Linked DNA regions of Homo sapiens: region 2 is linked to region 1. Evidence: read pairs that join two places in POLR2A ChIA-PET (ENCODE). Cell type or tissue: PC-3. All regions are shown on one strand. Each heading gives the region's core, and the rest is flanking DNA. Links, peaks and the distances in the headings are about the cores only.

The links. Peaks named below come from ENCODE experiments on the same cell type or tissue, not always from the same donor. Only the 100,000 strongest peaks of a DNase experiment are listed, where the experiment ranks them.
Region 2: POLR2A ChIA-PET joins it to region 1 with 19 read pairs; 4 of 35 experiments call an interaction of 5 or more read pairs at or near these places.

What each region holds. Positions count from the first base shown.
Region 1 is chr1:222,771,550-222,782,113 of GRCh38, reverse strand. It overlaps LOC105372984 (a long non-coding RNA gene), which reads left to right and starts at 8,972. Exons shown (of 4, transcript XR_922641.3): 1 at 8,972-9,044. RefSeq lists a silencer at 8,720-8,769 and enhancers at 8,980-9,029, 9,520-9,619. In PC-3, for the core only: no CTCF peak of the experiment used is centred there; DNase peaks (open chromatin) are centred at 3,913 and 4,443; H3K27ac peaks cover 1,344 bases.
Region 2 is chr1:223,085,782-223,096,345 of GRCh38, reverse strand. It overlaps LOC102724046 (a long non-coding RNA gene), which reads left to right and starts at 461. Exons shown (of 2, transcript XR_007066892.1): 1 at 461-562; 2 at 1,872-4,517. In PC-3, for the core only: a CTCF peak has its summit at 6,085 (motif pointing right); a DNase peak (open chromatin) is centred at 6,095; H3K27me3 peaks cover 767 bases.

The sequences.
Region 1 (10,564 bases), core at 847-8,846:
TGCTTCTGTTGAATGGATTGTTCTGTCTATGTTTGGTAGGTTGATTTGTCTATAGTTTTATTCACATCTGCTATTTCATTACTAATCTTCTCTCTAGATGATCTATCCATTGTTGAATGTGGGTGATTGAAGTCCCTTATTATTATTGCATTGCTGTCTGTTTCTCTTTCTAGTTCTGTTAATATTTGCTTTACATATTTAGGTGCTCCAATGTTAGGTGCATATGTATTTACAATTGTTATACCCTCCTGATGAATTGACCTCTTATCATCATATTGTGATCTTCTTTGTCTTTTGTGACAGATTTTGTTTATTTTTTATTTATTTGTTTTTTTCAAGATAACGTCTGGCTCTGTTGCCAAGGCTGGAGTGCAGTGGCATAATCTTGGTTCACTGCAACCTCTGCCTCCTGGGCTTAAGCCATCCTCCCACCTCAGCCTCTCAAGTAGCTGGGACTACAGGCACACACCAACATGCCTGGCTAATTTTTGTATTTTTTGTAGAGATGGAGTTTTGCCATGTTGCTCAGGCTGGTCTTGAACTCATGTGCTCGAGTGAACCGCTCACCTAAGCCTCCCAAAGTGCTAGCATTCAAGGCATGAGCCACAGCACCTGACCTCTTGTGACAGATTTTGACTAAAAGTCTAGTTTGTTTAATATAAATATAGCTACCCCTGCTCTCTTTTGGTTTCCGTTTGCATGGAGTATCTCTTTCCACCCCTACACTTTCAGTCTGTGTGCCCTTGAGACTAAAATGAATCTCTTGTAGTTAGCATATTATTGGATCTTGTTTATTAATCCATTCGGCCTCTCTGTGTCTTTTGATTAGCAAATGTAATCCATTTATATTTAGAGTAATTATTAATAAGTAAGGGCATACTGTTGCCATTTTGTTAATTGTTTTCTGACTGTTTTGGATATGTCAACAAAAGCACTAGCGACAAAAGCAAAAATAAACATATGGGACTATATCAAACTGAAAAGCTACTGAACAGCAAATGAAATAATCAACACAATGAAAATGCAACCTGTGAAATGGGAGAAAACATATGCAAACTATATATCTGATAAAGGGTTAATATCAAAATGTACAACAAACTCCATAGCAAAAAAATAAGTAACCCAATTAAAAAATGGGCAAAAGACCTAAATAGGCATTTTTCCAAAGATGACACACAGATTGCCAACAGATATATAAAGAAGTGCTCAAAATCACTAATCACCAGAGAATTCTAATTAAAACCACAATGAGATATCACCTCACATCTCTTAGGATGGCTATTATCAAAAAGAAAAAAGATAACAAGTGTTGACAAGGGCATGAAGAAAAGGGAACCTTGTATACTGTTGGTGGAAATACCAATTGGTACAACTATTATGGAAAACAGTATGGAGGTTCCTCAAAAAATTAAAAATAGAACTACCATATGATCAAGCAATCCCACTTCTGGGTATATATCCAAATGAAATGAAATCAGTATCTTGAAGAGATATCTATATCCCCATATTCGTTGCAGCATTATTCACGATGGCCAAGATATGGAAACAACCTAAGTGCCCATTGACAGATGAATGAGTAAATAAAATGTGTTAGATACAATGAAAGATTATTCAGCCATAAAAAAAAATCCTGTCATTTGTGACAGCATTGATAAACCTAAAGGATATTATTCTAAGTGAAATAAGCTGGACACAGAAAGACAAATACTGTATGACCTCACTTGTATGTGGAATCTCAAAAAGTTGAACTCAGGGGCAGAAAGTAGAATGGTGGTTGCTAGGAGTTCGAAGTGGAAAAAATGGAGAGATGATGGTCAAAGAGTACAAACTTTCAGTTTTAAGATGATAAAGTTCTGGGGATCCAATGTATAGCATAGGTGGTAATAGATGGGTTAATTTGATTGTCCATATCACAATGTATATGCATATGCCTCATCACATTGTACACCTTGAGTATATACAATATTTGTCAATTAAATATTTTAAAATAAAAGAAAAAAGAAAAATCATAATTTATTTTAGAACTATATCTCAGTATTTAAATTAGTATCCTCGTATATTTTTTATCGTTCCTACTAAATAGAAAATCATAGCCTGGCGTGGTGGCTCACACCTGTAATCCCAGCAGTTTGGGAGTCTGAGGTGGGTGGATCACTTGAGGTCAGGAGTTTGAGACCAGCCTGGTCAACATGGTGTAACCCTGTCTCTACTAAAAATACAAAAATTAGCCAGGCGTGGTGGCATGCACCTGTAGTCCCAACTACTCAGGAGGCTGAGGCACAAGAATCGCTTGAACCCGGGAGGAGGAGGTTGCAGTGAGCCGAGATAGCACCACTGCACTCCAGCCTGGGCGACACAGCGAGACTCTGTTAAAAAAAAAAATCAGTAATCATGTGGTAAATAATAATAATAATAATTATTATAAAAGAACAGGGAAATTCTTTAGTCTCCTTTTGTTTCCTATTACTCCTCTCCTCTGCCAAAATTTACAATCTGTTATCTATTCTTTCATGCTTCATTTGTATTCATACAATCACGTATAAACTATATATAATAAGCTTTTCTTTTCTAATTCATGTGTATTTTACAAAAATGGGATCATATTATCTGTATTCCTTTGTGTCTAGTTTTTTTTACTTTTTTTTTTCTCTTGATACATTATGGAATTTCCCTCAGTGGTATACATCCAACTCATTCTTTTTTTTTTTTTTGAGACGGGTTTTCCCTGTCACCCAGGCTGGAGTGCAGTGGTGCAATCACGGCTCACTGCAGCCTTGACCACCTAGGCTCAAGCAATCCTCCTATCTTAGCCTCCTGAGCCACCACACCTGGCTAATTTTTAAATTTTTTTGTAGGTACGGGATCTCCTTATGTGGTCCAGGCTGGTCTCAAACTCCTGGGCTCAAGCAATCCTACTGCCTTGGCCTCCCAAAGTGCTGGGATTACAGGAGTGAGCCATCATGCCCTGCTGCAACTCGTTCTTTTCAATAATTAACTTATATTCCATGGCTTAATTGTATCACAGTTTCTTCCACCATATTGAAAGGCATTTACTCAGTTTCTAATTTTTTGCTGCAACAAACAACGCTATGGTAAACATCTTTGCATGTATATTTTTACATATTGGAATTTCACTTATAGCAGATAGATTTCCAGAAGGATTTCTCCATCAGAGTATGTAAATTGTAAAATTTAAAATATATATCTGGATTGCTTTCCATAAAAGCTGTAACAATCCAAATTTCCCCTGGCAATATATGCACAGAATAGGTTTTTTTCACATTTTCATCAATAGTAAGTTTTTATTGTCTGCTAATTTGGTAGATAAGTTGAGACATCTCATTGTTACTTTAATTTGCATTTTCTCCACATTAGAAAATATTTTCATTGGTTTATTGACCATTTGCATTTCTCTTCTATAAATTGACTTTTTATATTTATTTGTCTCTATTTCTGTATTCTGTTGATAGTCAATTTATAGGAACCTTCTGACAGATATGCATATTCATTTTATGTGTGAGTTATTTTTGTGGCACATACTTTTTATCAATCTTTTTGTCTTGTGATTTTGTTTTTATTTTGCCATATAACATTTTATATTTTATATCATCGAATATATTTATTTTATATTTTATTGCCTCTAGGCTCTTGTCTTGATTAAAAAGGTTTCTCTCTCCAAACCCTAGCTTACACATATATTCTTTTAAAATTGTTCTATAGTTTTTGTTTACATATAGAGTTTAAGTTTTTCTGGAAATTTATTTTTGTATATGGTGTGAAGCAGGGATCCCAATTTTATTCTTCTCTAGGCCAGTTGTGTCATAACCAATTTAAAATAAACCATAGTTTTCCCATTAACTTGAAATAGCACTTTTGGCATACAGCCATGCATTGCTTAACAATGGGAATACGTTCTGAGAAATGCATCATTAGGTGATTCTGCCTTTGAGTAAACATCATAGAGTGCCCTTACATAAACATGGATGATAGAGCCTACCGCACATCTAGGCTATATGGTATAGCCCATTGCTCCTAGGCTACAAACCTGTACAGCATGTTACTGTACTGATATTGTAGGCAATTGTAACACTGTGGTAAGTATTTGTGTATATAAACATAGGAAAGGTATGGCAAAAATATAGTATTATAATCTTATGGGACCACTGTCATATATGCAGTCCATTGTTGACCAAAATGTAGTTATATAGTGCCTGACTATATATTCAGTTATCATATATATATACTGACATCTATTTCTGGACATTTTTTTCTCTTCTACTTTTCTTTTTGCCTATTACGATACCAATATCATAAGGTTAATACAAAGGCCAAGAAGGAGACAATGGAAGAATACTTTTTCTATTGTCCATGCCCTAGGTGTGTGGTAGGCTATACAATTTAGGTTTGTGTAAGTACACTCTGTGATGTTTGCACAATGACAAAACCACCTAATGATGCATTTCTCAGAACATATCCTCACTGTTAAGCAACATCTGACTGTATGCCAAAAGTGCTATTTGAAGTCAATGGGAAAACAATGGTTTATTTTATATTGGTTAGGACACAACTGGCCTGGAGGAAAATAAAGTTAGACCCCTGTTTCACACCATATACAAAAATCAATTTCCAAAAAAACTTAAAATCTGTATGTAAACAAAAACTATAGAACAGTTTTAAGAGAATACATGTATAAGCTTGGGTTTGAAAAGAACTTTTTAACCAAGATAGACCTAGAGGCAATAATACATAAAAACTATTCTCTTTGATGTATTGTTGATAGAAGTAAGCTTCTTATATCACATGTGAAGTGGAATAATATCACTTGAATGTAGACTGTGATATGTTAAAGATGCACACTATAAGGCAACCAGTAAATTAACATTAAGAACAAAGAGTTATAGCTAATAGGCCAATAAAGGAGATAAAGTCATACTTAATCCAAAAGAAGGAAGGGTAAGAGGAAAAAGAGAACAAAAAACCCAGATAAAACACATAAAAAAAAAATAGAACCCCAACCATATTAACAAGTATGTTAAATGTAAATGGTCTATACACCCCAACTGAAAAACAAACATTGTCAGACTGGTTGAAAAGTAAGACCCAGCTATATGTTGTCCACAAGAAACCCACTTTAAATATAGACACATGTAAGCTAAAGGTAAAACAGTGAAAAAAAAAGTCATCTTATGCAAACCCTAATCGAAAGAAAGCTAGAGTGGCTATATTAATACAGACAAAGTAGACATCTGAGTGAGAAATATTACTAGGGATAAAGAGGGTCAATCACAATGATAATGAGCAACTACCATAACATTTTAGTACTAGATCTTAAAATACGTTTTAATATCTGGAAAGGGAAGTATCTCTCAGTATTCTTCTTTTTCACAATTTTTAAAAAGTCTTTAACCTTTAGTCTTCTATAAAAGCTTTAAGATCATTTTATCTCATTAAAGAATATAATAGTGGCCCGGTGCAGTGGTTCTTGCCTGGAATCCTAGCACTTTGGGAGGCTGAGGCAGGAGGATTGCTTGAGGCCAGGAGCTCAAGACTAACCTGGTTAACATAACATGACCCCATCTCTGAAGAAAAAAGAATAGAAAAGTGAATCTCATTGAAATATATTGTATATGCCTATTAATATTTGGAAGATTATATTGTCTTCCTAACTAAAAGCATAGTTTTTTATTGGTTCTTTTTTGATCCAGGATTTATTTAGAAAGACACTTTTTAATTTTCAAGTAGAAAAAAATACAATTACCATCCTTTAGTTATTTATATTTAATGTAATTGGTATTTGATTAAAGAATTTTGCCTGAAAAAATATCTACTTTAAAATTTTTATTAACAACCTTTATGGTCAAGGTAATACCAACTTTGGAAAATGCTTCACAAACAATAAAATAGTTCTCCATTTATAGGACATAAAACTTTGGACTTTTGCATTATTCAGTCTTTATATGTCTTACATTTTTTACTACTGTATCTATTGATCTGAAAGACATGAGTTAAAATCTCTCAGAGTAATTGTATATTTTTTATCAAAGTTTCATATTTTAATTACCTTTGGCTTCATATATAATGCAAAGCTGTTTAGTATATACATAATTATTACACATCTTCTTTGTAGATTGTGTCTTTTATTGTTATATAATATTCTCCTTTATCCTGTTTCAAGCTTCTAAACTTACATTCCACCTCGTTGACATTCCTGATTTCTTTTTGTTTGCATTTTGTCTAGTGTTATTTGTCCATCCTTTTATTGTTAATCTTTGTCACCTTAAGAGTGATATGTTGATATATCTGACATTTATAATCAAATATACTTATTTTTGGTTTTTACTGTATCAAAAAGTTTCTATGTCTCAAATGGATAAAAGTATCCTCTTCATACATAGTAAAATAACTGATGTGCTTCTTTTCATCACTTCCATCTTTATTTTTATTAGGTACTTTGATTTGTGGTTTTTCTTTTCCCTTTTCATTGTTTTTGGTGGTGTAACAAAATTCCTATATAATTCTTGTGGGGTTTTTTTGTTTTTGTTTTGTTTAAGTTTTGGTTTTTTGGGAGACAGGGTCTCACTCTGTCATTCAGGCTGGAGTGCGGTGGCACAATCATGGCTCACCGCAGCCTCAACCTCCTGGGCTCAAGCGATCCTCCCACCTCAGCCTCCCGAGTAGCTGGGACTGTAGGCATGTACTACCACGCCTGGCTAATTTTTGTATTTTTTGTAGAGACTGGGTTTTTCCATGTTGCCCAGGCTGGTCTCAAAATCCTGGGCTCAAGCAATCTGCTCGCCTTGGCCACCCAAAGTACTGGGATTACAGGCATGAGCCACCACATCCAGCCTTTTCACCTTGTTAATTGGAAAGTTTTACCATATTTTCCCATTTCTGATAGCTATCTTCTCTTCTCTGACATTTATAATCAAATATATTTCTTGACTATTTCATCAAAAAAGATGCCACCTGTCCCCACCCAGGTGCTCTACTTACCACTGGTCTCCCTCCCTAAGAATATGAAACCCTTAGAATGTTATGCCCATTGTCCATATCTGTTCCCCTGCCCCCAAAAAAGATGAGACCCAAGAGTTGGTTTACTTCCCTTCTTTCTCTTTCCTCTATCCCTAGGTTTTGCTGAGATAATCTGGTACGTGTAATTTTAACTTTGTAGTAAATTTTCTCTTGCAGAAAATATTTTCTATTTCAAAAATTCGAATTCTGCCTATATAATCCCACTCTATCATTATCTATTTAAATTTTAGTACATATTGCAAGGCTCATTTCTCATCATTGTTTTCATCTCTTTTCTTCTTCTCTCTTGAAATCTCTGTTTTGATTTTTTTCTTATTTGGCTGGCGTTCTTTCTCAAATATTTTCTTCAGATGAGATACATGGGTGGTTTATTATCTAATAACTTTCATTCCCCTGTCAGGTGGTATCTTTGAAGCAGTAATGATGTTTAAATACTAAACCAGAGACTGGCCAGTCAATAAGAAAGGTGTGCCAGGCATTAACTCCTTAGTTGCTGAATCCTGTAGAACAGGGTAGGAGTAGAAAGGGCTGGTGGGGAGATGATCAGGGACAAAGCTATTTCATAGACAGTGTGAAAATATTTTAATTTTTTTTTTTTTGAGATGGAATCTCGCTCTGTCACCCAGGTTGGAGTGTAGTGGCGTGATCTTGGCTCACTGCAACCTCTGCCTCCTGAGTTCAAGCAATTCTTCTGCCTCAGCCTCCCAAGTAGCTGTGACTACAGGTGCATGCCACCACACCTGGCTAATTTATTTATTTTTAGTAGAGACAGGGTTTCGCCATGTTGGCCAGGCTGGTCTGGAACTCCTGGCCTCAGGTGATCCGCCTGCCTCGGCCTCCCAAAGTGCTGGGATTACAGGCGTGAGCCATCACAAATGGTCAATATTTTAATATTTTAACAATAGGTGTGGCAAAACCACTGAGTTCTAGCTATGTAGTAGTCCTGGGTATCAGTTCTCTTTTTTTCCCAGGAAACTGGATGTTATTTTATTATTTTCTAGTTTCTAGTGCAACAGATGAAAATCCAATGACAATCTAATTTCTTTTTATTTGTAAATAATGTTTATATTTGATGTCTTGTAAGTCATTTATTTAACCAGTATATGTCTAGGTACACATCTTTTTTATCATAAATTCTATGTAATACTTATTGAACTCTTGAAATTTGCAGCCTCAAGTGTTTCTTTAGGTCAGGGAAATTTTCCTCTGTTGTTTAATTGTTGTCTTTTTCCCATCTATCCCTTTACCCACTCTTTTTTGTACTCCTATTTTTATTAATAGACTTTATTTTTAGAGCGGTTTTATGTGCACTGCAAAACTGAGTTGTAAGGTACAAAAATTTCCCATAGACCTCCTGCCCCAACAGGTGCACAACCTCCCCCATCGTGCACCCCTACAGAGTGGGGCATTTGTTGTAATCAATGAGACTACATGGTCACATCATTATCACCCAAAGTCCATATTCTAGGACACACTCTTGGTGTACTTTCTTTGGGTTTAGACAAGTGTATAGTGACATGTATCTACCATTATAGTATCATACAGGGTAGTTTTCCCATCCTAAAAATGCTATATGTTCCCCTATTTATCCATCTTTCCCACTACTATTTTTCACATGTAAGATCTTTTGGATTTGTCATTCCAATCTTTTATTTTTATTATTTTATTTTCTTCTACTTTTTTGAGACAGAGTCTTGTTCTGTTGCACAGGCTGGAGTGTAGTGGTACAATCTCAGCTCACTGCAACCTCCGCCTCCTGGGTTCAAGCAATTCTCATAACAGCCTTCCAAGAAGCTGGGATGACAGCTGTGAGCCACCACGCTCAACTAATTTGTGTATTTTTAGTAGAGACGGGGTTTTGCCATGTGGCCAGGCTGGTCTCAAACTTCCGGCCTCAGGCAATCCATCTGTTTTTGTTTTCTGTACCACATTTCCTTCTCTATATTTTTTGCCCTGGGCTTTGAGATACTGCTTCAACTTGAGCTTTTGGGGAACTAATTAGTGTTTCAACAGTGAGTATCTTTTCCCTTCAATTTATCTACTAAATTTTGAATATAAGAGTTCTTCTTTTTAGTTCTAGAAAGTCCTTTGCTGTAATTTTTTGTTCAAGTTCTATTTCCTAGAAGTTGCCTGTTCTGTGTATTCTGCTTGTTGTTTCTATCTGGCTGTTAGTCTTCCTGAGTGCAGCGTTATATAATTTTGCCTTCACATGGCTTTATGCACCCTTGGGACTCAGATCTACTTCCTTAGTGTGCTTTCAGCAGCAGCCATTCAGTGAGCAATAAGAAGACACATACACGGCTGGGTGCGCTGGCTCATGCCTGCAATCGCAGCGCTTTAAGAGGCCAAGGCAGGTGGATCACTTGAGGTCAGGAGTTCGAGACCAGCCTGGCCAACATGGTGAAACCCCCGTCTTAATATAGAAAAATTAGCCAGGTGTGGTGATGTGTGCCTGTAATCCCAGCTACTCAGAAGGCTGAGGCAGGAGAATCTCTTCAGCCCAGGAGGCGGAGACTGCAGTGAGCCGAGATTGCACCACTGCACTCCAGCCTGGGCAACAGAACGAGACTCTGAATTAATTTAAAAAAAGAAAAAAAAAAAGAAGGAAAGAAAGAAAAGAGAGAGAGAGAGAAGAAGACACATACAGCTGGCAAGTTGTCAGTTGCTTGTGAAGAAACCCTTTAACTTCCAGTCTCCTCAGCTATAGAGTGTGCTCTGCCAGCCTCAGGAGTAGGAAGGACCCAGCCTGCTTCTCCAGTTCGCTCCATGGTCCCCACCTAGGGGCCAGGGAAACCAGATGATCCTCGCTCACCGCCCCCCCCCGCCCCCCGCCCCCCACACAACACTTACACAGGCTGTGGCTCCCCTTCCTCTAAGAAAACCCATAATTCACACACTCTAATCTCTGCCCCAGAGCTTTGCTGTAGATCTTCAACATCTGGTAGGATCCAGAGGGGAATAAAGTTCTTTCAAGACTTTCTATGCCCCTGCTGTGGCAGAGCCCCAGGCCTTGTTCATATCCTCCAAAATGTACTTGCCTGCTGCCCTCTCAGATCATCCACTCAGGACAGGTGGTTGGTAGCTGGAGTGGAGCAGAAGGAGGGTATCAGGGCCTTACATTCAGTCTCCTGCACTCCTGTAAAAAATATTTAAATGTTTGTTTTCTTGGTTGCTGTTTAAAATTATATTATTTTTCAACAATGTAATACATGCAGTTTTTTTAAATAGTAAGAGAACCAAAAAGACATAATCAATTCCTAGCCATATACCCATATGGCAGCCAAAAAGATGTGCTGCTCCTAAATCCTTTTAAGAGAGATGCTGCCACGGGGAATGCAACCAACTGACAGCCTTCAGCTGTGGGTGACTCTAGGCTCTGCCTCGGCTTTCTTTTTTTTTGTTCTTTTCTTTTCTTTTTTTGAAACAGGGTTTCACTCTTGTCACCCAGGCTGGAGTCAGTGGCATGATCTTGGCTCACTGCAACATGATCTTGGTCAAGAGAACTGTCACTTTTTGCCAAAAAGGGACTCTT
Region 2 (10,564 bases), core at 1,263-9,262, 310 kb before region 1:
CTTGAGGGTAGAAGGTGGGAGGAAGGAGAGGATCAGAAAAAACGATTGGTTACTAGGCTTACTACCTGGTTGATGAAATAATCTGTACAGCAAACCCCAGTATCAAGAGTTTACCTATATAACAAAACTGCACATGTACCCCTGAACCTAAAATAAAAGCTTTTTATAAAAAGAAAAGAAAAAGGGCTGGGCATGATGGCTCACACCTGTAATCCCAGGACTTTAGGACACCCAGGTGGGTGGACTGCTAAGCTCAGGAGTTCAAGACCAGCCTAGGCAACATTGCGAAACCCCGTCTCTACAAAAATTAGCCAGGCATGGTGGCATGTACCTGAAGTCCCATCTACTTGCAGGGCTGAGGCCAGAGGATCGCTTGAACCCAGGAGGTGGAGATTGTAGTGAGTTGTATTTGTGCCACTGCACTCCAGCCTCGTTGACAGAGCAAGGGCAAGACCTTTTCTTTAAAAAAAAAAAAAGAAAGAAAGAAAAGAAAAAGAAAAGACAAGAAAAGAAAAGAAAAGGATATAATCAGCCAAATTCAAAATGTGTGAAATGCTACAAGGTAAGTGAACTAATTTTTTCCAATAAATAAATGATAAGAAAAAAGAGAGAAGAGGAAACTACTATAGATTTTAAGAAATTTAAGACATATCAACCAAACACAATGTGTACATAGACCTTGTTGAGATCCTGAACAAATTGACTTTTGGGGAAATGTGAACACTGAGTAGCTATCTGGTAATACTGGGTTTTTTGGTTTTGGTTTTGTTTTTTGAGACAGAGTCTCACTCTGTCACTCAGGCTGGAGTGCAGTGGTGTGATCTCGGCTCACTGCAACCTCTGCCTCCTGGGTTCAAGTGATTCTCCTGCTTCAGCCTCCTGTGTTGCTGGGAATATAGGTGCACGCCACCATGCCTGGCTAATTTTTGTACTTTTAGTAGAGACAGGGTCTCGCTATATTGGCCAGGCTGGTCCCTAATTCCTGACCTCAAGTGATCTACCCACCTCAGCCTCCCAAAGTGCTGGGATTACAGGTGTCAGCCACCATGACTGGCCAGGTGATACTGTTTTGTTCAGTTAATAGTGAGATAATTGTATCAAAATTATGTATTTAAGAGTTCTTGGCTGGGTGTGGTGGCTCACGTCTGTAATCCCAGCACTTTGTGGGAGGCCAAGGCAGGTGGATCACTTGAGATCAGGAGTTCAAGACCAGCCTGGCCAACATGGCAAAACCCTGTCTCTACTAAACACACACACAATTAGCTGGGCATGGTGGCATGCACCTGTTAGCCCAGCTACTCAGGAGGTTGAGGCATGAGAATTGCTTGAACCCAGGTAGTGGAGGTTGCAGTGAGCCAAGATAGCACCACTGCACTACAGCCTGGGCGACAGACTGAGACTCTGTGTCAAAAAAAAAAAAAAAAAAAGTTATCATTTAGAAGACATGTGACTGACATGTATGTAAATAAAATGATAAGGAGAATTTGCTTTAAAATATTTCCATAGAGATAGGTGCAGGGAGGAGGAACAAATGAGATAAGATTGGCCATTTGTTGGTCATTGTCGACACTATGTAATGGGTACATGGGGGTTCATTATACTATTCTATTTTTGTGTATGTTCAAAATTTTCTACTATTAAAAGTTTTTTTAATTTTAAAATAAAAAATAAGTAAAAATGGGAAATTTAGAGGTAGACACTCATGCAGGAAAAGTGCCAGGTGAAGATGAAGGCAGGGATCGTAGTGAAGCTTCTACAAGCCGAGGATCACCAGCAAACCACCAGAAGCCAAGGGAGAGGCCAGGAACAGACTCTCCCCACAGCCCTCAGAAGGGTCCAACCCTGCTGACACCTTGATCTTGGACTTCCAGCTTCCAGGACTGTGAAACAAGACATTTCTTTGGTTCAAGCCACTCCCTTAGTGCACATTGTTATGGCAGCCATGGAAAACCATCCACAGAGGGTCAGTTCCTATGGAGGTGGGGTGAGTGACGAGATGTTCCTGACTGGGCTGACAACGGAGGACGAGAGAGCTTGGGTGTGGATGGGAAAATAACTAGAAACTTCCCTTGATCTCTCAGCATTCTGTTCCATCCCTGTCACTTCGATGTCTCTCTTTCTTGAATATGGAAGCAGCCCTGGGCCCAGCTGCTGCAGGTGGCCAGGAAGGAGCCTGGGAGGATGACGGGGTTCCTGATCTGATAGAACTGGGCTGTGACTAGGCAGAACCCTGTTCCACCACACACACCCCAGTGGAGGTCAGTACCCCAAATCTGACACCAGGATGTAGCATGTCCATGGAGTCTGTCTGCTGACACCTGTCCCACCCTCCCCTGGCCCGTAACTTTGAGAGATACTGCAATTCCTACCGATGTTGCTGCCATCCTTTATTCAGCCCATTATCAGAAGTTATGACACATTGCAAAATGCTCAGGCTAGTTGAATTTCTGCAACAGGGCAAGGCGGTTAAATCCTGTCCTTCCTGGAGTCTCATTGACCAGGCTTTGAATCCCAATTCTACCATGGATTAGATTTGCAACTTTGGCAAATTGATGAACTCTTCTGAGCTTTGGACTAATAATAGGGTTTTGTGAGGAATACCTGAGATAATGCATGTACAACACCTTGCATGTTGTTTAGCACCTACTAGAAATGCAACCAACTCTAGCTGTTATCGCTAGTTTTTCTCTTGCTCCATCTCCATTCCTGAGATGTGCATGGCTACTCTGTGTTTGTTGTTGGGAAGAGCCGTAGACAGTCGTATCCTCTTCCTGAGAATGGTAACTGAGCTGCCCCCTTGGGACTGTCCAGGGGCTGGCCATTAGCCCCACGAGGCAGCAACAAAACCAACAAGACAAGTCTGTTTACTCTTCTGGTCTATAATTTAAAATGTGTTTGATGCTACTTTTTTTTTTTCTTTTTAGGACGTTCTGTATCTGTGATGAATGACCCCTGCATACATTATATCTTTCAGTAAAAACAGTGGTGTTTCAGTAGTGTTACTAGCTAAGCTGCTTAACTCTCACATTACAGACGTCAGTGAAGCCCCTTGGTAGGTAGTGTCTAAAATTAGATTTATCTGCTTATTTACACAATTATACTCTCATGAGTTTGAATGTTGGGGAAAGATCAAGAAAAAGACCAGATCACTAGATGGCAATAGCACACAAGAGCTTTATTTGGATGAAGCTTGGACAGAATGCATGGAAGGGGAAAGTCCCTTGCAGCAGAAGACCTTCCAGAGGCAGTGGCAGGGCCACCACCAGAAGAAAAGGGCAAGGACACTCCCAGGGGAGAGGAGGATCAGAGAGGAGGTTACAGGTCTAAGAGATGTCACAGGTCTAGAAGAAAAGAAAAGGAGCCAGGTGCAGTGGCTCACACCTGTAATCCCAGCACTTTGGGAGGCCCAGGCGGGCAGATTGCTGAGTTCAGGAGTTTGAGACCAGCCTAGGCAAACATGGTGAAACCCCATCTCTAAAAAAAGATTTAAAAATTAACCAGGCCTGGTGGCATGTACCTGAAGTCTCATTTACTTGGGGGGCTAAGGCTGGAGGATCGTTTGAACCCAAGAGGGTTCATGGTGGGGAGCATCATGGTGAGGAGTCTCTGGGTCAGAGAGCTCCAAAGGACAGCAGCCATTTGGGGTCTTTTGTAGCCCTGAGGTTCGTCTTACCTATGGTGAGAGGGTGTCGGGTGTAGTTTTGCAAATTATCGAAGCAGGCAGGCTCTAAATGGGCAAATAATATTTGGCCTACATTTAAAGCAATTGGATGTGCAAGAATTTGAGTTTGGTGCTGGCAGGCTTGAGTTAACGGTCCTGGGCTGTGGTGTGGAAGTAAACAGCATGGGGGCCAATACACAGGGGCTGTCTTGAACTCGTTCATACAATCCATTTATAACCTGTTTATAACTTGTTTATAACCCATTTATACCACATACCCCTAAAGCAAATACCTAGCAGATAGCATGCAGGGCCTATTTGCCTGGCCTCCTTCAATGGCATCACATTCTCCACCACCACGATGGTTAATATGGACGAGCCCTAGCAGCTGCCCAGTGAAGTCCACACGCTACTGCCCAAACCAGCTCAAGTCCTTAGTTGTCATGAAAATAATGTGAGTTCCCACAGCCGTAAAAGGGAAAGCAGCAAGAGCCACATGAGCATCCCCGGAACCCTGGGAACAGTCATCAGTGTCATCTTCAGGGTCATGTCCCTACAAGCAGTTCTCAGGCTCCTGCTGAGGGTCAGAACAGAGCCGAAGTCACAGGATATCAAAAATGGATAAGCCCAACCTCAGCTCGCAGAGGAATTGCTCAGCTGACAGATGATTGTGTTATCTCAGTGAAGCCAGATGACAATGTACTTGGCCAACGGAACATCTTGGTCAATGGATCTCCAAGTTGGTTATAAAATTAAAGCAAAATAATGCCATTATATGTAAGATGTCATTGATTGTAAGATGCTCCTTTATTTGATGTACCACTAATAAATAAAAACACTGACATTTAAACAATGACAATTGCATAACACATCTGCTTGTTCAATGTTAAATATGAAAAAATGTGCTTTAGAATTGATGAGATGCAGCAGCAAAAACTACTCTCTGTGTATGAGGCATTTGATCTCCCTGGACCTCAGTTTCCCTCGCCACCTCGCACCAATCCTTCCACCTTCTGCCAAGTCTGTTTACTCTTTTGGTCTGTAATTTCCCTAATGTGACAGGGAAGGTCTCTAAAGTCCCTTTCTGCACTCACATCCTATGGTTTTGGTCCAATCCCTTCCTTGTGGGGCCTCGGGTTGCTTTCCACAGCCTAGATCTCCCCCTGGGAGATGGCGTCCCTTGGGGCAGCATTTTCAGAGTTTCACTGGGTCTTATCAAGAGACATATGGCACTTGATTTTCTTAAAAGCGGAGCACACCTGGAATATTGTAATTGTCCAAGACTATAGTAGAGTCTCTCTCAACTGCCAGGACTGCAGGCAGTAGCACCAGATTTAGGATGAGGGCAAAGGTGGAGAGAGTTGACCCCAGCCTGGAGCGGCCACCATTTGCCCCCTTGACCAAGTCAGGAAACTAAGAAATGTGTAGGCCTTCATCTTTTCCTGCCTCAGACCTTCCCACGCAGTCCATCACCAAGCTGGGCCAGTTCTACCTCCTAAGTGTTTCTGACTCTACTTCCTGCCATCCCTAGGGTCTGGCTCACTTATCTGGATTACTGTGATAGCCTCTTACTCGGTGGTTCTTGGCCCTAGGCCCACATCAGAATCACCTGGGGAGCCTTTCAAACCTCTCAACACCCAAGCCCCACTCCAAACAAATTATATCAGGATCCCTGGAGGTAGGACCTGGGCATTGTTTAAGGGTTCCCCCAGGTGATTCTCATGTGAACCAGATTAAGGGTCATTGTTCTAACTCAGGAGCTTTTAAAAATCCCGTGGCCTTCCCATGGCCTAGGTCATACCCCAGACCAATTGCATAGGATCTGTAGGGTGGAACCCAGGCCTGGGGGTTCTGTAAACTGCCTGGAGACTCCAATGTGCCCCGGGATTTTGCATCAGTGCTCTGAGAACTACTCCAGTCTTCTCATTCCTTTTCCACACAGCAGCCAGAGGGACCATTCCAAGAACAAATCCAGCCATGTCACTAATGTCACCCTCCAACTAAAATCTAAATGAGGTCAGGTGCGGTGGCTCATGCCTGTAATCCCAGCACTTTGGGAGGCCAAAGCAGGAGAATCACTTGAGCCTAGAAGTTCGAGACCAGCCTGGGCAATATAGTGAGACCCCCCCCATCTCTAAAAAAATAATTTAAAAATTAGCCAGATGTGGTGGCACACACCTGTGGTCCCAGCTACTTGGGAGGTGAAGGTGGGAGGATCACTTGAGTCTGGAGGTCAAGGCTGCAGTGAGCTATGATTGCACTACTACACTCCAGCCTGAGCGACAGAGTGATACCCTGTCTCACACACACACGCACACACACACACACAATCTTTAAATCGGACCTGCTTTTAGGATAAAATGCAGAATTCATTTATCCTAAGCAGCAGCTTCTAGGGCTGTTCCTGAGCTGTGTCCAGCCTCCAGCAGGGGGAGCCTGGGAGGCATCCTGGAGCAGAGGAGATGATCCCTTGAGCTCTCCGGGGTTTAGAACTCTCACTAGGAGCTGGAGAGCCAGATGAGGGGAGGTTATCAGAGCCAAAGGAGTCATCCAGAGTCCATCAACCTGGAACCAGGGGAGCCATGCACCTGCATCATAATACTTGTGGTGCTGGACTAAGATTGTTCTGGAGAGCTGACCCTCCCCACACGCCTGCAGGAACCCTGCTCTTTGTCTGCTAGCTTGTCTGTTTCATCCCCACATTCTCGGTGATCAGCACAGCGCTTGTCTGGCACATCCCAGGAATGTTTGTAAAGGAGAGGGAAAGGGAAGCAAGGAAGGCTGGACTGTCTGCCATGCACCTAGGGCTGCCCAAGGAGTCGGGAGAGCGGAGTTTAGAGTGACCGCTATGATCAGTTCCAAGCTGAGAGTTTAAACTTTGTCTTAAGGACAACAAAGAGATGTCGTGGAAGGGTTTTAAGCTGTAAGGGACATGACTGGATTGCAATTTTGAAGAAATAATCCTGCTACAGTCAGTGAGGAGGTTGGGTTGCAAAGATATTACCTGAGAGCAGAGGATATTAGTTAGTAGACTTTTTTCTTTTAGAAATTCAGGAGCAAGGGATGAGGGCAGAGGAAATGAGGCCTGAGCAAGCGGGGCCCCAGGGCTCTGACCCGGCTGCGTTTTGAGGCCAGGGCTGACTGAGCACAGGGATGGGGGTGCCAGCTGCTCTGGGGTTGCGACACGAAGCACACGGTGCAGCCAAAAGCTGTGAAGGGGCCACGGGAGGCTAGGGAGCCCAAAAGGCGTCCACAGGAAGGACCCAACAAAACCCGCACCCTGGGCCTCAGTTTTGCCATCTGTAAAATGGGACAATATGGGTACAGAGCTCACAGGGTCTGAAAGCGAAGAGACACTTACCTCCGCAGCTGACACACAACAGGCACTGATTACATGTTAACTGCTGTTATTATTTAAAAGAGAAGAGGCTGCAGTTGGGGTCAGTAGGAAGCGGAGCAGGTCAGGGTGGGTGGGTTGGAGGTGGAGCTGGGTAACGCCCTGACTTCTGGTATGTGGTGCTGGGATCCCTCGTCCAGAGGCATGGGGGAGCCGGTAAGGGAATCAGGCTGTTCTGCCTGAACGGGAGAGATCTGAAGTTGACCAGAAGGGGAAGGAGGAGTCAAGGATGGCCCCAGGATTCCAGAGCCATTCCTGAACATAGAGTCATGAGTGGGCTGCAGATAACATGGCAACTGGGATCAAAGCCTTGATCCATGAGAAGTCAGCAGGCCTCTGGAGCTTAGGAAAGAGGCCCAAGCGGCAGGTGCACCTTTGAAAGCCATCAACACAAAGGGAGAGGCGGGAGCGGGGGCAGAGCTTGCAAAGTGAGAAACCCGAGGTCAAGGACGGAGCCCTCGGCAAAAATGGCATTTAATGGGAGAGTAGAAGAAGCAATGCTAGAAGTGCGGGCAAAGGAGGGGTGGCCGGAGAGGTGGGGATGGAGCAGAAAAGAGCAGCAGCACAGAAGCCAGGAGGCCAGCTCCAAAAGTAAGAGCCCCTCAGATAACCATGTGATGAAGGAGTGGGTGAATGGGTGGACAGCCATCGTCAAGTGCTGCTTGAAAATCCCATAAGAGAAGGCCTGAGAAACATGCCCTTGGCTTTGGATGGGGAGGTCACTGATGAACTCCCAAGGATGTCAGGAAAGCATCAGGCAGTTGTTCTGGGGGAATGCGTGGATGTGAAGGTGGAGGCAGCAAGTGTAGACAGCTGCGGCAAGCAATTTGGCTGTGAAGGGCAGGGAAGCTATAGGGTGTTTAGGAGGGAGACATGGGGTTGAGAGGTTTCTGTTCTAAGGTGGGAGAGGCTTGAGGACGTTGAAGTGCTCATGGAAAGGAGAGAGGAAAAAGCTGAGGACTCGGGGAAAAGAGGAGGTCCCTGATTGGGAGTGGGTAAGAAAACAGACATGGGCAAGGGAGCCCCCAGAACACTACAGAGACCCTATAGGAGCAAATGAGTGTGGAGTGAGGGGAGGAGGAGAAGGGTAAGGCGGGGACTCACAGACCTCTATGCAAATACCCATGGCTGTGTTTATAGGCAAGGCCATAAGGATGCGTCTGCACTTGGAAGAAATAGAAGCCAATTCTGAATAGGATAAAACTCCAAGTCTTTACAGAGCTGGCAGCAACCTTGTTGCAGCAAGAAGCGTTTAAGCTGTTTTGCATCTAGAGTCTAACTCACCCCCTTTTAGCACATAGAAAATGTATTCATGGCTGAACTGCTTCCTTGTTTTATGTGTTTTTAGGAAACTTTCTTCAGTGGTATTTTCAAAGAATATAGTTGAGTGTGTGTGTGTGTGTGTGCGCACACATGCATGCATGCAATTTCATCTTGTTTAAAGTTTCAGCTGGGAAAATTAAGCCATACAGATTCGTAATGGAAAGAAATGTTCACTCTCATAATAACCTGATGTGGCGCAGGAGCAGGCAGTGGATCTGTTACACGTTTTATGTGTGTTTGTCAGGCAGCCTGTAATTGACATTATAGCGAACACTGAGGAATTCTTTCTCCCACCAGATCTCTCCTCATTAATTGCACTTAACTTTCACAGAAAAAATTTTCCTTGAAGTGTTCCACGATCTGAGTCATACTTGGAGTGAATCTTTTGGGGAAAAAGTAAGCTAAAATTGCTTCAACTGTTTTTGACTGATGGGATGTTGGAAAACACACATGCACACACACACAATTTTTCTCTCTTCTTTGAAAGAGAGGGAGGAAAAAAAACACTGACCTATTTTTACAGTCATGCAAGTCACTAACGCTAGAGATGTAAACTCCAAACTTGGCAAGGCTGGGGCTGACATCTTTGAAGAGGCAAACCCAGCCAGCTCAAAAGAAAAAGACCACAGACATCACAAAAGTTTAAAATCCTGCATCTGAGCCTACAGAGGGAAACATTTCCTATCCAGAATTTCAGCAAACCTCATTATAGGAGCCCCACTAAAAAGCTTCAGGGATATTGCCAACCGCCATTTCTTTTCATTAAAAACAAGCCTGAAAAAAAAAAAGAAACAGAAAGCAAAGCAACATTTATCACCCAGCAGCACAATGAGAAAGTAGCAAACTCCTAAGCCTGAACTTCAAAGACCTAAGCTCCAGCAGACACCTTCACTGACTCTGGAGACAATTGCAATACTTTTTCAGGATTGATGTGGGTATTTAAATCTGCATTCGAAGACAGAGATAGTACAATTCCAGGCATTGGGGAGCTGAATATCAAGCCTGTGAGAGGAGTAAGTAAGGAGAACAGAAGATCTCATTCCCCACAGTGCACCTTAAAACTCAAACACAGCAGATCTCCCATTAAAAAATGGCTCAGTGTGCCAGGTGCAGTGGCTCACACCCATAAACCTAGCACTTTGGGAGGCTGAGGTGGGTGGATCACTTGAGGCCAGGAGTTCGAGACCAGGCTGGCCAACATGGCGAAACCCCGTCTCTACTGAAAATACAAAAATTAGGCCGGGTGTGGTGGCTCATGCCTGTAATCCCAGCACTTTGGGAGGCTGAAGCAATTGGATCATGAAGTCAAGAGATCGAGACCATCCTGGCCAACATGGTGAAATCCCGTCTGTACTAAAAATACAAAAATTAGCCAGGCGTGGTGGCACACGCCTGTAGTCCCAGCTACTCAGGAGGCTGAGGCAGGAGAATTGTTTGAATCCAGGAGGCAGAGGTTACAGTGAGCCAAGATCGCACCACTGCACTCCAACCTGGCCACAGAGTGAGACTCTATCTCAAAAATAAAAAGAAAAAAAAGAAAAAATTAGCCAAGTGTGGTGGCACGTACTGGTAGTCCAGCTACTCAGGAGACTGAGGCACAAGAATCACTTGAACCTGCGAGGCAAAGGTTGCAGTGAGCCGAGATCGCGCCACTGCACTCCAGCCTGAGCGACAGAGCGGGACTGTCAAAGGACAGCTCTAAAAAAAAAAGGCTCAGCTATCCCCAAGGACAAACTGTGATGCCAACAACCTCACAAGAAAAAGTTAGACTTGACTTGGCTTATCTATAAGGGATGTGCTAGGTCCATGCCAACTGTGGGGCTAGAGGAGACTTCCCCATATGCATAGGATTTGGAGTGAGCTACACACCTTGAGGAGACAAAGGGCCAGGAAGTCAACAGAGCATGGGATTTGGAATCACAGGACCCAAGTTCAACATCCAGCTCTGAAAATTCCTGCTATTGCAAGTTATTTCTTCCAGTTTCAGGTTCTTCTTTGCAGGGCTATGGTGAGAGCTGGCACAAGTATGTGTTCAATAAGCAATTCCTGCATGTAATAATAACAGTAGTAGAGGCACCTGAGTGAGCCACAGGGTCTGCCTCTGCCATTTATTTCTTATGTTTCAGGCAACCCCCAGCTTCTTCGGGCCTCAATTCCCTCATCTGTAAAATGGGGGTGATGAT